2 separate regions of the Homo sapiens genome follow, and region 1 is linked to region 2. A link is a contact called in ENCODE Hi-C or POLR2A ChIA-PET data. All regions are on one chromosome and are shown on one strand. Each heading gives the region's core, a stretch centred on a gene start or an enhancer-like site at or near the end of the contact. The rest is flanking DNA. Distances are from core to core; before and after follow the strand shown. Region 1 overlaps DHRS3 (dehydrogenase/reductase 3). Region 2 overlaps TNFRSF8 (TNF receptor superfamily member 8).

The links. Hi-C counts contacts between places; a loop is a spot of excess contacts on that map. ChIA-PET counts read pairs that join two places held with the same protein, here RNA polymerase II (POLR2A). Pooled maps may share reads with other maps.
Region 1: a loop to region 2 is called in a pooled map, with 4 times the contacts of the local background. The contact joins two enhancer-like sites. A Hi-C loop is called at or near these places in 1 of 50 pooled maps. POLR2A ChIA-PET finds 5 or more read pairs at or near these places in 2 of 52 experiments (MCF 10A and OCI-LY7).

What each region holds. Positions count from the first base shown.
Region 1 is chr1:12,595,895-12,603,781 of GRCh38, reverse strand. All of the region lies in intron 1 of DHRS3 (dehydrogenase/reductase 3), which reads left to right. Among named protein-coding and RNA genes, the nearest start is that of DHRS3, 18 kb to the left of the region's middle. RefSeq lists a silencer at 559-744. Within about 2 kb of position 3,286, at least 16 of the 41 ENCODE cell types and tissues checked have a DNase peak (open chromatin) inside an H3K27ac peak, as active enhancers do.
Region 2 is chr1:12,128,278-12,135,693 of GRCh38, reverse strand. TNFRSF8 (TNF receptor superfamily member 8) reads right to left here. Exons shown (of 15, transcript NM_001243.5): 13 at 81-106. Among named protein-coding and RNA genes, the nearest start is that of MIR7846, 35 kb to the left of the region's middle. Within about 2 kb of position 2,598, at least 15 of the 41 ENCODE cell types and tissues checked have a DNase peak (open chromatin) inside an H3K27ac peak, as active enhancers do.

The sequences.
Region 1 (7,887 bases), core at 2,037-4,536, 470 kb before region 2:
CCCTACTTCAAGGAATGTGGCCTTAAATCCTCTTTTCAGCAGCCTTTCGGGGATTTTGATGAGTGAAGCGTATGATGATCTTGTCCACACTGAAACAGCCTCCTAGGGAACACGGTCTCCTGTCTGCGTCCCACCTCCCCCAACCACTTCTACCAGCCTCCAAGCCCCGCGGTCCCCATGCGGACCTCAGCGCCAGCTGAGGTTCAAGGTCCAGGTTTTCAAACTGGGTTCCGGAGCACCCTAGAGGCCCCAAGAAGGTAGGGCCACGTGGGAGATGGAGCAGGGAGGGTTCTGAGGGACCCCTCCTTCCTGCGGACCAGATCAGTGTTGTCACTTCTGTTTTGTGGCTTACAATTCCATGTTAAGATTTTGGTGTGCATTTTGAAAGAAAGTCATTGTTTTAAAGAAAGGAAAAAAATAAGGCTTGAAAATGATGCTTCAAGGAAATGACTCAGCCCGCTCCCTCTCCTCGATGGACCCTTCTTGGATTTGCTGGATGTCCCCTCTTTAATGACACCTCCACCTTTGGCTCTTTACTCCAAGGTGCTGTGGCTTCTGGACCAAATGCCCTCTAGTTCGCTTGGGCTTTTGCCCCTCAGGAGAGGGACCCACACTCCCACCCCAGATGTGTGGAACCCCTCCTGCCCTCAGCCTCGGCACCTCCTCTACCTCTGGGGTGCCCACAAGCTAGAAGCTCTGAATGCCCAAGCGGGGCTGAGACAGCCTCTCCAAGGGGGACTCAGCCCAAATCCATCTGCCAGAAAGGACACAGGAGGCTTCTCCCTGGCCCTCCCTGCCTCCAAAGCACCCATCCCTGGGAGAGTGTGCCTTGACAACCCCAGCCCCAAAGCCCAGACCTGGCCCAAAGGCAGTGTCACAGCAGCCAAAATCTTTTGGGCGGTAGAGGCCGGCTCCGGCCAGAGCACTCATGCAATTTGTGGTGCCGGCCAGGGCTGCTGGAAACCAGTGCCTAATGCTGTAGATTATGAGGGGCCTCCCAGTGACCTGCTGTGTGACCTTGGGCGAGCAACCCTCTCTGGGCTTTGGTTCCCTCATCTGAAAAATGAAGGTGTGGAAATGTAGTGAAAAAGCTCCTATCACCTCCTGGGTAATGGCAAGAGCGTTTCCAAGAGACAACCACTCCTTCCAGGTGGGGCAATGGCCCTGGGGGTGGGGGGCGGTGGATACCCCCTGCTCCAGCCCTTCTCCTTCTGCATATTAGAGCAGATGCTCAGCAGGACATCAGAGAAAAAAGGCAAAAAACCCACTGGCCTGACTCAACCTTGGTTCTGGGACTCCCCCGGGAAGCAGAGAGTTGTGCCCCTGCCACAGAAGCCCTCAGGGGGAATTGGAGACTTTGACCCTTTCTAGAAGTCTGTGGGAGGGAACCACTCCCTACAGGGAGTCTGGCCATCTCCCTTCCACCCGAGGCCTCACCTCTGTTGAGATGACCCGTGGCACAGCCCCTGTCTTCCCAGGCAGGGGCTGGTCCAACATAGGCCTTTCTGCAACCCAGGGGCTGAGGCTGGTCAGGGGTACAGCCTCCTCTCTGGTCCTGGCTGCCCAACCCCCACAACCATCCAACTTCCCCTGCACAAGGCATTAGTCATTTTGATCTCTGCGTCCAAGTAGCTCAATTGGTCAGGACCGGGCTGCGGTGAGGCCAAAGTCAGGGGTTACCATAGCAACTCACCACGCTTTGTGGCTGCTTGTTGATATCCACAGGGGCAGGGGGCATGCCCTCTCACTCACCAAGTATCTGGCAACTGGCACAGTATCTGGCCCACAGTAGATACTTAATAAATGGTTGTTGCCTAAATGAATGCATGACCGACCCATTGTAGCTAGTTAGAGCCAGTGATTACTGAGCACCTACTGTGTGCCAGGGACTGTTCTAAGCCCTGACACGTCACAAGGTCATTTACTACTCGAAGTAACCTTCCAGCGTGGGTACCGTTATCATCTTCTTCTTACCAACAGGACTCTGAGAGTCAGTAACTTAGAATCACACAGCTAGTAAATGACCCAGCAGGATTGGAACCCAGGGTGTCTGCTTGTAACCAATGAGTCTTGCCTTTTGGTTGATAGTTTCACGGAAGAGATGGCATTGATGGCCCCTAGTGGAGTCCGTAGCCAGGCAGTCTATATGGGTCAAACAACATCACCTCCAGCTTTCCCGATGGGGGCTCTGGAGGTGTTCCTCAGATTGGTTTATTGACTCATGGGACCAGAAGTCCCTGGGTAGGGCTGACTTTGGGCATGTCTCCAGGGGCTCAGTGCTGTCAGGACTCAGGAGAGTTTCTCTCTCCCCTCACTTTGAGGCAGACCTCTCTGCCACGGGGCTGCTCACACCTGCCCCCTGCTGCTCGTAACGTAACCTTTCCAGCTCCCATTCAAGTAGACAGACAGGTGTTCTTTGCCCAGAAGTCCTGGAAGGGTCCAGGAATTGGGTCTCTCTGGCAGTGACTGGGTGAGCCTGAACCAAGGAAATGGTGCTCTATTTGGCCAGCTGTGGGTCATGGCCAGACTCTGAGCCAGGGGTATACCAGCCCCAGCCAAGCCATAGGGTTTGGGAGTCGGGAGGTCGGCTTCTGCAGGGCAGATGGGGGGATACAATGAGCAGGAGCAAGGGGTCCAGTACACCTTCTTGTGGAAGGACAACACTCATCTTCCAGTCATGCCACGTGGAAACAGCCAGGAGAGCCAGGCCTGCCTGTATCAGGCAGCCCTCCAGAGCTAATCCTGCAGACCTTATCAGGTCATTTACTGATGCCTTACCACCGCGCCCCCCAACCCCCCACCCATCTCCCCAAGAAAAAAAAGATAGAATGGACTTTTCAGGGTTGAACTAAAATCTCTGCCTTCAAGGAGATTGTAGTTCAAAGAGGCAAAATGCTCAGCCACCAAAGTCCAGCAGGTTGTCAACAGACTGACTTTGGAAACTTTTCTAGACGATAGATAGAGAGATAGACTGTGATATGAGAGGAAAGGAAGCCCTTTGCTAGGTCATGGTTGCTAGTGATACTTCACAGGTGCGAGAGGCCAGCTCTCCCTCCCCTCCAGCTGCGGGCAGGGGAGCAGAACAGAGATGATATTGGGTCCTTCCAAGGTGGTTGGTGAGGGGGGTCTTCCTTTTAGTGCTCCCACAGCCCAGCAAGCAGTGGCCCCTCTCACAGGCCTGGTAGCAGGTCACCATGGGGAGCTGGGGCCAGTGTGACTGTAAAGGGCAGCGTGACCTTCATGCAGGCAGGCAGTCCTGCCAGACACACCCACATGGCGTCTGTCCACCCTTGGCTGCACGGCCCGTGTTCTTACATCTCAGATGCCAAAGAATTAAGAGTCTGACCTGGCCTCTCCGGGCCACTTCCCTATGAGCACACAGCAGAGGAGACGGGGTCCTTAAGGGATGGCAAGACACAAGGTCAGTGTGGACTGGGCACATGGTGCCCTCCGAGGGCTCACACCTCCTCAGCCAGCAGATCCATGCCTTGGCTTTGGGGATATCTCCTGAGCCTTCAAGTCAGTGGAAATGTTTGTGTGATTGTGTGTGTGTGTGTGTACGTGTACACACACACACACACAGATGTGCGGTTCTTTCTTTCACAAGGAGCCAGTAAAGCATAGAGATTCAGATTTTGAGTTCAGGAGTCAACCACACCAAAGTTCATATGCTGGCTCTTCTATTCACTTGCCGTGTGACCTTGAGCAAGTTACTGGACCTCTCTGAGCCTACATGCCTTGGTAGGGTGGACCATGGCTGAAGGCAGCTGCAAGCACAGACGGGGGCTTCCAACCAGTCTTTGTTGTTAATAAAGTGCTACCCACGTGTTAAACAATTTACATGACAATCTGATTTACTCCTCAGAGCAACCCTATGACACAGTCACTGTTCCCAGTTTAAAGATGGAAATACTAGGGCTCAGAGACGTTAAATACTTGCCCAAGGTCACACAGCCCAGGTAGCCATGGGATTCGAATCCAGGCAGTCTGGCTTCTAGGAAAGGAAACCTGGCTGTGCCTAGGACTGGGGTCTAAGCTGAGGCGTTAAGGATGAGATGGAAGCAGCAGAAGGAAAATATCCCAGGCAGAGGGAAAGAGCAGAGCTAGAAAATAGGAGATGAGAGAGTTTGTTTCCTTTGGGAAAAAGACCCTGGCCTGGCCAGAACAAAAGTGTGAGCAGGGAGTGGAGAGAGATGGCCAGGGCCATACCTCATAGAGCCTGGTGGTTGTGGGGTGAAGTCTGGACATGATTGGGAGAGCACTAGGGAGCCACTGAAGGCTTTCTACAGGATGCACGACCAGCCCACATTACTGGAAGGTGACGGAAGCCTGATTTTCCACAGAATTCTCTGATGTTGGAGGGATGTGATGCTCTCTGAGGACCACGGAAAATCACTTTCTGTGGGGCTGGTGCTTGGGAAAATTCCCGCCTCAACTGGCCCTATGGGCCAAGGGCCTGGCTTTTCTCCCAGCATCCTGGTCTTTGCAGGGTGTGCTGGCCTGGCCATTTCCCATTGAATGTCCCGCTTCCTCTGAATCCCCTGGCCCTCTGGGCCCAGAGCCACAGCCTGATAGCATGAGACCAGTCAGCCGGAAGGGTTAACTCCAAGGCAGTTGACCTTCGTCCTAGCAGAGATTAAACCGATTCCTAATTAATAGCCTGTAGGATAGCTACCTTGGCACAGCTTGCAAGTAATTTAAGGCTTGTCCTTAGAGGCTGGTCCATAAATTACGTTTAATTAGCTGAAGGTCTCCCTGGGACACATCAGCCTGGTGTGTGATTGAGCCTACCAGCTCAGTGACCTCTGAATTTCATGTTGGAGTATGAGGGAGATGCTGAGATACTCCAGTAAAATGTTTATTTCCTTTTCCAAAACAAGAGCTGAATTCTTTCTTCTGCTAGCAGCTCTGAGGGGTACCGCCAACCGGTTTGGGGGTCTCTGCTCAGCTAGTTCCTGGCTTTGCTCTTGACTAATTACTTATACTTCCAGGGTCTCAGTGCCTTGTCTCTAAAAAGAAGCCGAGTTCAAGTCTACAGACCCTTATCTGAAACCCTTAAGGCTAGCTGTGTCTCATAGGTCTGATGTTTTGGACTTTAGAAATGCAATCCAGCAGATAGGCCATATACCTAGTGATGCCCACAGCAAGGTCTAGGGCAGCCACCCGTAATCACAGTGATAGTTACCACAGTGGGATAAAGAGACCAGAACTAGCCTCATGATGGTTCCAATTAGGGCTTGCTCTAAACGCGTGTGTCAAAAATAAATGTAGGATTTTAGAGCTTTTTGGATTCTAGAACGGAGGATAAGGGGCCGTAAACCTCACTGTTGAACTCAGAGAAGCTCCTAAATAAATGCTAATTATGATGAGTACTGTTGTTATTTTTTTTTGTTTTATTTTACTTGCCGAGACAGAGTCTCACTCCATCACTCAGGCTGGAGTGCATTGGTGCGATCTCAGGTTATTGCAGCCTCAACCTCCCAGGCTCACGTGATCCTCCCCAGTGGCCGGGACTACAGGCGCGCACCACCATGCCTGGCTAACTTTTGTATTTTTAGTGGAGACAGGCTTTCACCATGTTGCCCAGGTTACCTGTTGTTATTATTCCTCTTTCCCCTACAGCTCATACGCTGCCATGTCCACTGCCCCTGCACATGTAGAGACTGGATGTGCGGGCAACTTTTAGTTTGGCAGGTGTCACCTGTCTGCTGGGGATGTGTGATACGTTCTTCCTGGAGTGGCTCTGCCGGAGCTGTGTTTGTGTTTCCTGCTGCCTGGGGGAGCGTGGAAGGCTTGTGACTTGGCACGAGGTCCCACTGGGTGTTCCTGTTGGGCACCCTCTGTGCGATGGCTGGGGCTGGCTTCCTGGGTGTGACCCAGGGATTCTCACTGGCCCTGCTCTCAGAAGCGCCCTACACTTGGTTTGAGGCTCGGCTGTCACCATCTTGCAATTCTTTACAATTTTTGAACCAGGGACCCTGCGAATGATGTGGCTGGTCCTAACGACAGCCATAGCACACAGGTTGTCAACTTCATTCCTCCCAAGTTCCCCTCAAAGGGAAGTTACTAATGTTTCACAGAAGAGGCAAAACTATTTCATTCATTCATTCACACAGTCACTGGGCACCCAATTACCAAGCCAGGCCTGGAAATTCCTTGGACAGCCTACATTCTAGAGAGTGTGTGTGTTTGAGAATGGGAGAAATAGACAAAAACCAAGCAAACAAATAACCACCATCACTTCAGATAGTGACCAAGTGCTGCAAAGACAAGAAAGCAGAGGGATGTGAGGCAGAAGGATGTTAAAGATTAAATTCAGTGAAGGAGAAGCTGGAATCAGGGCTGGAGTTCAGCTGTGCCTTGTTGCACTCCATGAGTACTCGCTAAAGATCTGGGGTCATTTCAGGCCGGGCGCCATGGCTCACGCCTGTAATCCCAACACTTTGGAAGGCTGAGGTGGGTGGACCAGTTGAGGTCAGGAGTTCGAGACCAGCCTGGCCAAGATGGTGAAACCCTGTCTCTACTAAAAATACAAAAATTAGCCAGGTGCGGTGGTGGGCGCCTGTAATCCCAGGCACTCGAGAGGCTGAGGCAGGAGAATCGCTTGAACCCGGGAGGCGGAGGTTGCAGTGAGCCGAGATCGCGCCACTGCACTCCAGCCTGGGTGACAGAGTGAGACTCCGTCTAGGGCGGGGGGAGATCTGGGGTCATTTCTAGGTTCCCCACCCCCCACAAGGCAGGGTGATCATTAGTTAATGAGGTCCAAGTAGGGGAGTCAATGGGGGTCTCCTTGAGCCAGGGGGGACTATTCATCCCCAAAGACCTCGTCACCCCGGCTTCTCACAATAAACCCAGAGGCTCAGTTTGGGGGGGCAGTGGGTGAGGAGAAGGGCAGCCTTGGTTTCTCTGAGGGTCTCCAAGTTCTCCCCGTGCCAGGCCCCCTGCACCTGAGGCTTCTGACCGGCCCTGCGGTTTGGTGAGCATTTTCTTGCACTTTTGACCTTCCCCACACCAGCACAGGGAGGCCAGTTTCAGTTTTCCCCACTTCCCCAGATGGAGATGGTGAAGCTCAGAGATGCCAAGTGACTCATCCAAAAGTCACACAGCAAATCAACTCCAGAGCAGATTCCTTGAGGCCCCAACCAGGCTGCTTTTCATTCCAAAGGGCAGTGCAGGCTCTCAGCTCTGAGCGCTGGCTGCCAAGTTAGTGCGGTCCAGGGCTGCTCTGGGAGCTCCGCGGGATAAACAGGCCCCCTGCTTCGGAAGGGAGGGGCGGTGCGCGGCCAACGGGACACTTTTATACCTCTTTATACCTGGAAGCCATCCCTGCAACCCCCCAACCAGGCTTTGCAAGGGAGAAGTAATGAGCTTCCCAGAAAGCCCAGAGCAAAGGCAGGCACCTCCCCAATCTCTTCCCACGAAAACCCGAAGCTGACCCCGGAGGCCCAGCCCTCGGGTTTAGAGGCTTCTCGGGGAAGCGGAGACAGAGACCCTAGAGGAGAGGCTGCCCCCGGAGGGGTGGGAGCTGCCAGCCCCCAGGGGTGCTCGAGGGGAGCGAGGCCGCTCCAGGGAGGTGGGTGCCCGCCAGAGGGGCGGCGAGGGCTGCCGGGACGGTTCACGCAGCGGCCAGCAGACTGGCTGCGTGTTGCAATGTCTGGTGGCGTTTGCAGCATCCTGTCCGTGTGTGCAGCTGGGGTAACCTCGGGCCGGCGGAGGAGCGCGTGTGGCTCGTAGGCCCTGCGGCCGGAGGCTGCTGGCACCTTGCATCTCATTTACAGCTCCGGGTTCAGCCACAGGTCAGCGGCGCCCGTGACATCACGGCGTCTGTTTACCGACGGGTCTGGGCAAGAGCGGACGGTCCCGGGGCGGGAGGGGGACCCCAGCAGC
Region 2 (7,416 bases), core at 1,349-3,848:
CTCAAAACTTCAGATCTGTTAGGGAAGGAGTCAGATTTAGGGGCACGAAGCTGAGGTGGGGGCAAGGGAGGGGTACTTACCGTTGAGCTCCTCCTGGGTCTGGAATCTGCAAAAAGCAAGAGCAGCAACTTCACCAAGGAGTCTGGCAGCCCCCGGCCCCACCCGCCCCAACTATTGGCAAATGGTCCTCCTGGATCACAGGTGGTGCTGAACTCAGCCCAGGGGTCAGGTCCTCAGTCTGGAGAGCCCTCGATGGGTTTCAGAGTCAGTGCCCACCCCAGCTCAAGGCAAGGAGGCTCACTTCTCCAGTGGCAGATGGAGGACAGGGGACCACCTCTATCCCCTGGCCACTCTCATTCCTTTTTTTTTTTTTTTTTTGAGATGGAGTCTCACTCTGTCACCCAGGCTAGAGTGCAGTGGCATGATCTCGGCTCAATGTAACCTCCGCCTCCTGGGTTCAAGTGATTCTCATGCCTCAGCCTCCCGAATAGCTGGGATTATAGGCTCGTGCCACCAACCCCAGCTAATTTTTTTGTATTTTCAGTAGAGACGGGGTTTCACCACGTTGGCCAGGCCGGTCTCAAACTCCTGACCTCCTGACCTGCCCGCCTTGGCCTTGCAAAGTGCTGGGATTACAGGCGTGAGCCACCACACCTGGCTGCCACTCTCATTCCTAATGACTAAACCAATGAACACACTGAACCACTCTCCCAACCCCCACCCCCGCGCACATGCAAGGATTGGTTCACGAGAAGCACAGGCCCAACCAGAGCCCAGGAGGCTTCCACTGGGTCAGAGGCTCGTCTGTGGCTGCTGCGCCCACCTTACTGTCTCCAGGGTGTGGAGAGCCCCGAATTCTCTGGAATACCAGGCAAAACCCACATGGAGGACCTCAAGGCAGGTCATGGAGACAGGATGATGGATCCTGCAGATGCCACCTGGACCCTGCCTGGGACACGCCCGAAGCCAGTCTGCTGTGGAGCCCTTCTGACTCCAGCTGGACTTCGATTTTCTCTTTCTTGTGCCTGAAAGCACCCAGGTGGCAGCCTTCGAGGAGGACAACTGCTCTCGGGCCATCTCATTTCCTTCAATCCCATCCTTTTGTAGGCTCAGGAGGTGCTGATACAATGATTCTCAACGCACAACCTCTATCTTCTCATCTCAAACCTCTACCCTCCACTCCCATTGTTCTCCCATATTAAACAGGGGCCAGGTCACGCCCAAGCACATATTGACATTTAACATTTAACCTTGGCTCACTGGCCATCTGAGAAAGGTGAGAGGGCATCCGGGCATCTAACTCATCCTGGAGCAAGTCAGTTCCCAGAGCAGACCATCCTCCAGGGATGCCCAGCTTTTAACCACTCCTGAGAACGCTACCTACGGAGATCTGGAATATGCTGTTGTCAGGCACACATCCCTGGCTAGACAAATCTGCCACCAAGATGCCCGTATGTCAGCCACGCCGCCTCCTGCACACATCTCTGACTTCAGCAGCTCTGGAGAGCCACCAGCCCTGAGTCCTCACAGATATGCTCACCAGTGCTCAGTCAACAAGTAGGATAAAGTATACGCAAGACTGACCATTTGAACACGCTGTGTGGACACTAGGTGAGTTTGGGAAACACTCTTAGGGGTAATTTTTTCTTTTTTTGAGACAGAGTCTCACTCTGTCACCCAGGCTGGAGTGCAGTGGCACGATCTTGGCTCACTGCAACCTCTGCCTCACAGGTTTAAGCAATTCTCACAAGTAGCTGGGATTACCGACATGTGCCACCACGCCCGGCTAATTTTTGTATTTTTAGTAGAAACAAGGTTTCACCATGTTGGCCAGGTTGGTCTCCAACTCCTGACCTCAGGTGATCTGCCCGCCTCGGCCTCTCGAAGTGCTGGGATTACAGGCATGAGCCACCTTGCCCGGCCAGGGGTAATTTTTTTTTTTTTTTTTTTTTTTTGAGATGGAGTCTAACTCTGTCGCCAGGGTGAAGTGCAGCAGCGCGATCTCGGCTCACTGCAACCTCCGCCTCCTGGGTTCAAGCGATTCTCCTGCCTCAGCCTCCCGAGTAGCTGGGATTACAGGCACGCACCACCATGCTCAGCTAATTTTTGTATTTTTAGTAGAGACGGGGTTTCACCATGTTGGCCAGGCTGGTCTCGATCTCTTGACCTCGTGATCCACCCGCCTCGGCCTCCCAAAGTGCTGGGATTACAGGCGTGAGCCACGGCACCCGGCCGAGGCACATTCTTTTCAATGACGTCAGTGAAACTAAATCATGGTCCCTCCAGAGTGATTTTGAGTTTTACAAGCAGCCAACTGTTCTTTGGTACCAAGTCACTGGGGGTGGCCAACAGAATAAAAAAAAAAAAGTGTGACAAAGTAACAAAACAAAATAAATAAAAATGACACAACTCGGCCTTGAAGGGGAAGTGGGTGAACGGGATCGCAGAGCTGCCCATACCCTGCAGGCTGGTTCCATTTTTCTAAAGAGCCATCTGGCAACAAAAACCTCACACTCTTTACCCAGTCATCCCTCTTGAGGGAACACACCCTCAGGAAATAACCCGAAAGAAAACAAAAAGGCCGAGCACAGCAGCGGGTTTATAATAACCCTCAAATTGAAAACCAGCCAAATGTCAAAAACAATGAGGCCGCTTAGCCACCCTGGAGCAGGGGCCTCCTTGGCGGTGAAACTCAGCACAATATTACTTCCCTTCTCCGAGCCTCTGTCCTCCCAGCTGGAAAATGGGATGAATCACATCAACTTTGGGGCTTGTTGAGAAGATTAAAAGAGATATCAAAAGTGAAGGTGCCCAGTGGTAAATCAGGTTGATTTTTTTTTTTTTTTTTTTTTTTTTGAGATGGAGTCTCGCTCTGTCACCGAGGCTGGAGTGTAGTGGCACGTTCTCAGCTCAATGCAACCTCTGCCTCTGGGGTTTAAGCGATCCTCCTGCCTCAGCCTCCCAAGTAGCTGGGACTACAGGTGCGTGTCATGACACCCGGCTAATTTTTGTATTTTCGGTAGAGACAGGGTTTCACCATGTTGGCCAGGCTGGTCTCAAACTCCTGACCTCAGGTGATCTGCCAGGCTTGGCCTCCCAAAGTGCTGGGATTACAGGCATGAGCTACTGCGCCCAGCCAAGATTTGATGTGATGAGCATGACGTTTCACCTCTGTGGTCTTCTTCCCCCAATGCATAACTCCAGTCTAATCATGGGGAAGACATCAGACAGATCCCAGGAGACAGGCGTCCCGCAAAACACCTGATCAATACTCAAAAACTGCCAAGGCCATCAGGGAAACTGGTCTTGAGAAACAAGATCTGAGAAACGGCCACAGGCCAGAGTAGCCTAAGGCGACATGATGACTGAATGTGACGTGGCTCCTGGATGGGATCCTGGAACCTTAGGCAATGCAAGGGAACCCTGAACACAGTGTGGGCTTTCGTTTGTAATCCTGTGTCAATAATGGTTCACATATTTTGACAAATGAACGATGCTGGCTTAAGATGCTAATCACAGAGGAAACTGGGTGTGGGGCATGTGGGAACTCCTGTGCTGTCTTCTCCAATTTTCTGTACATCTAAAACTATTTTTAAAAATGAGACTGGGCGTGGTGGCTCATGCCTGTAATCCCAGTATTTTGGGAGGCTGAGGTGGGCAAATCACGATGCCAGGAGTTCCAGACCAGCCTGGCCAACCTGGTGAAACCCCATCTCTACTAAAAATACAAAAATTAGCTGGGCATGGTGGCGCGCGCCTATAATCCCAGCTACTCGGGAGGCTGAGGCAGGAGAATTGCTGGAACCCGGGAAGCAGAGGTTGCAGTGAGCTGAGATTGCGCCATTGCACTCCAACCTGGGCAACAGAGCGAGACTCTGCCTCAAAAAAAAAATGAGGACTAGCTGGGCACAGTGGCTCTCGCCTATAATCCAAGCACTTTGGGAGGCCGAGGTGGGCAGATCACTTGAGCTCAGGAGTTAGAGACCAGCCTGCACAACAAAGGGAGACCTGGTCTCTACAAAAAATAGAAAAGTTAGCTGGGCGTGGTGGTGTGTATCTGTAGTCCCAGCTACTGGGGAGGCTGAGGGATCACTTGAACCCAGGAGGTCAAGGCTGCAGTGAGCCATGATTGTACCATGGCACTCCAGAGTGACACCCTGTCTCCAAAACAAAAAACAAAAAACAAAAAACTTAAAAATGAAGGCCACTTAGAATGTTTTTTTGTTTGTTTGTTTGTTTGTTTTGAGACGGAGGCTCGCTCTGTTGCTCAGCCTGGAGTGCAGTGGTGCAATCTCAGCTCACTGCAACCTCCACCTCCCAGGTTCAAGAAATTCTCCTGCCTCAGCCTCCCGAGTAGCTGGGATTACAGGTGTGTGCCACCATGCCTGGCTAATTTTTTTATTTTTAGTAGAGATGGGGTTTTGTCTTGTTGGCCAGGCTGGTCTTGAACTCTCGACCTCAGGTGATCCACCCACCTTGGCCTCCCAAAGTGCTGGGATTACAGGTGTGAGCCACTACACCTGGCCTACTTAGAATTTTTAAAAATTAAACTATTTTAAAAAGAAGGTGTCCAGGATGCTGTTGAGCACACAGCAGGTTCAGGAAAAGCCCAGGATGGTAAGTAACATGGCTCTGCACTCCGTCACACTGAATGGAAAGTCAGAGTTCAATACCGACTCTCCCAAACAAGTGTAAAATCACAGAGGTAAAAAGGCGGAATCTGGAAGGCTCTGACATTGACAAGAGCCGTGTTACAACCCATGAGGATTTTGATAAAGACCCAGAACAAATCTTGCCAAGTACAGAGGTCAGATTTCATAACTGCTCTTCCCCTAAAAATGTTGATTCTATCTGCTAGTCTTATTTGTTGGTTTCCTTGCCTTTTGGAATAACCACTGTCTTCTTGTAAGCCTGTCTGGTACCCCCAGGGACACAAGTCCAGGACCATGCTGGGCAGCAGCAGGCCCCCTTGCACAAGTGCACGGTGTCACAGGCTGCTCTGAAGCCCACGCTCACGGAGCACGTGCGTTCTCACATGCGATGTAAAGCTCTCGGTCCCTTCCATCCCTGTTATTCTCCACTTTTAGTCCCCTCCCCTCTCTGGCCTGTGATTCCCCAGTGCTGTGGGAAGCAGAACAGGCCCAAGGGGGGAATTTGGCACAGAGGTTCAGCTAGGCTTTGGCAACAGGTACCCCGAGATGCAAACCCCGGGCTCCTTGGAGAGGCAGCTGATTCCAGGGCCGGGGCAGGAGCACACAAGTTAAGCTGGGAACATCTCAGAATAAGGGACGTGCTCAAAGCACAGGATGAGGATACACCAAAGCACACAAGAGCCAGCTTAAAGGGGCTCTCCCTGACCTCATCTGGGACCATTTGAGCACCAAAATAAAAAATGATGGTAAGAGATTACAACCCATTGAACAGAACAGGGCCCCATGAATCCATACAGATATAAATATGTAAGTGAAGAAAATTAAGTTCTGGGCTGGGCGCGGTGGCAGCTCACGCCTGTCATCCCTGAACTTTGGGAGGCCGAGGCGGGAGGACCACTTGAGGCCAGGAGTTCGAGACCAGCCTGGCCAACATGGTGAAACTCTGTCTCTACTGAAAATACAAAAAATGAGCCAGGCATTGTGTGGCACACGCCTGTAATCCCAGCCACTTGGGAGGCTGAAGCAGGAGAATTGCTTGAACCCAGGAGGCGGGGGTTGCAGTAAGCCGAGATCACACTACTGCACTCCAGCCTGGGTGACAGAGCCAGACCCTGTCTCAAAAAAATAAACAAATAAATAGAGAAAATGAAGGTCTGCTGAAGAATGGGCTATTGACATAGTCTCAAGTAACGCCCCTAAAGACTTAGTAATGACCGAGGAGCAAATGGAGACGTCACAGTGGAGAGGCCCGGCAGGACATCACCTCCGTCGAGCGCTCAAAGTACACAGCACCAGGAAAGGGAGACATCGAAACCTGGCAGGACGCCCTGAGAGAGAAGAGGCCAGCATCATTCCTGGGACCTTCCAGCCCAAGATGCATGACCTGAATCCACTCGGGAGAAAACACCAGACAAACCCAAAGCAAGGAGCATCCATGAAATCACCAGCCTGCGCTCTTCCCAGTAAGTGAAAGAAACGCCTGGGGAACGGATCCGGACAGAAGGAGACTCGAGAAACCAGACAAGCAAATGTAACACGTGGCCCTGAGCTGGAGTCCTCTGCTATAAAGGACATTATTGGGACAAATAAAGAAACTTCAACAGGGCCTGAGAATTCATTGTGGGTCATGTATCAGTGTGAATTCCAATTCTGACGATCCTTACCACATCGTGTAAAATACACCCTTGTCTGTCTGAAACACACACTGAAGTTTTCGGGGTGAGAGACATCCAGTCAGTCAGTTACTCTCAAATGGTTCAGGTCAAAATGAATTCTTCATACTTATACCATTTCTATAAGTTTGAAACTGTTTCAAAACAAAAAAAGAATTTCTTTCAACCTAAATCTCCCTGGAATAATAGAAAATGACTCAAGTGCTCATAAAAATGAAGGATTAAAAGAATTTTAAGGCCAGGCATGGTGGCTCATGCCTGCAAACCCAGCACTTTGGGAGGCCGAGGCAGGCGGATCATGAGGTCAGGAGTTTGAGACCAGCCTGGCCAACACGGTGAAACCCCGTCTCTACTAAAAATACCAAAATTAGCCAGGCATGGTGGCAGGAGCCTGTAATCCCAGCTACTCAGGAGGCTGAGGCAGGAGAATCACTTGAACCCGTGAGGCGGAGGTTGCAGTGAACCCAGATGGCACCAGTGCACTCCAGCCTGGGTGACAGAGCGAGACTCTGTCTCAAAAAAAAAAAAAAAAAAAGAATTTTAGACCAGTGGTTCTCAACCAGGAGGTTTTCCCCAGGGGCCACATGGCAATGTCTAGAGACATTTTTGGTTGTCCCAAGTAGGGAAGGTTACTGGCATCTAGAGGGGCTGTACAACGTCCTATAGGATAGCGCTCCACAGCAAAGAACCATCCATTCCCAAATGTCAATGGTGCCAAGGGTGAAAAATCTTTTTACAAACATCTCAACAACCACGATAAAATCCCCGTCCTACGGCTCACCCAGCACGTGGCCTTAAACGAATTACTTCACCATCCTGTGCCTTAGGCTGCTAATCTGTGCAACGGGGATAACAGTAAGTACCTCACAGGCCACCGGAGGAGTGGATGAGATCACGTGTGTGCTTTGCAAATGCCTGTCACCGAGGACACACACGGGAAGGTCGATCCACTCGAGGGCTGGTTGGTGGGCCTCTCATCGCACCTGCACGGACCACAGATCCCTGATGTGCTCACTGCTCAAAGGAACCAAGAGCACCCTCTGCCCCAGGTCTGGGATGTGGGAGGCCAAGGGGCGCACACTCCCCTCCCG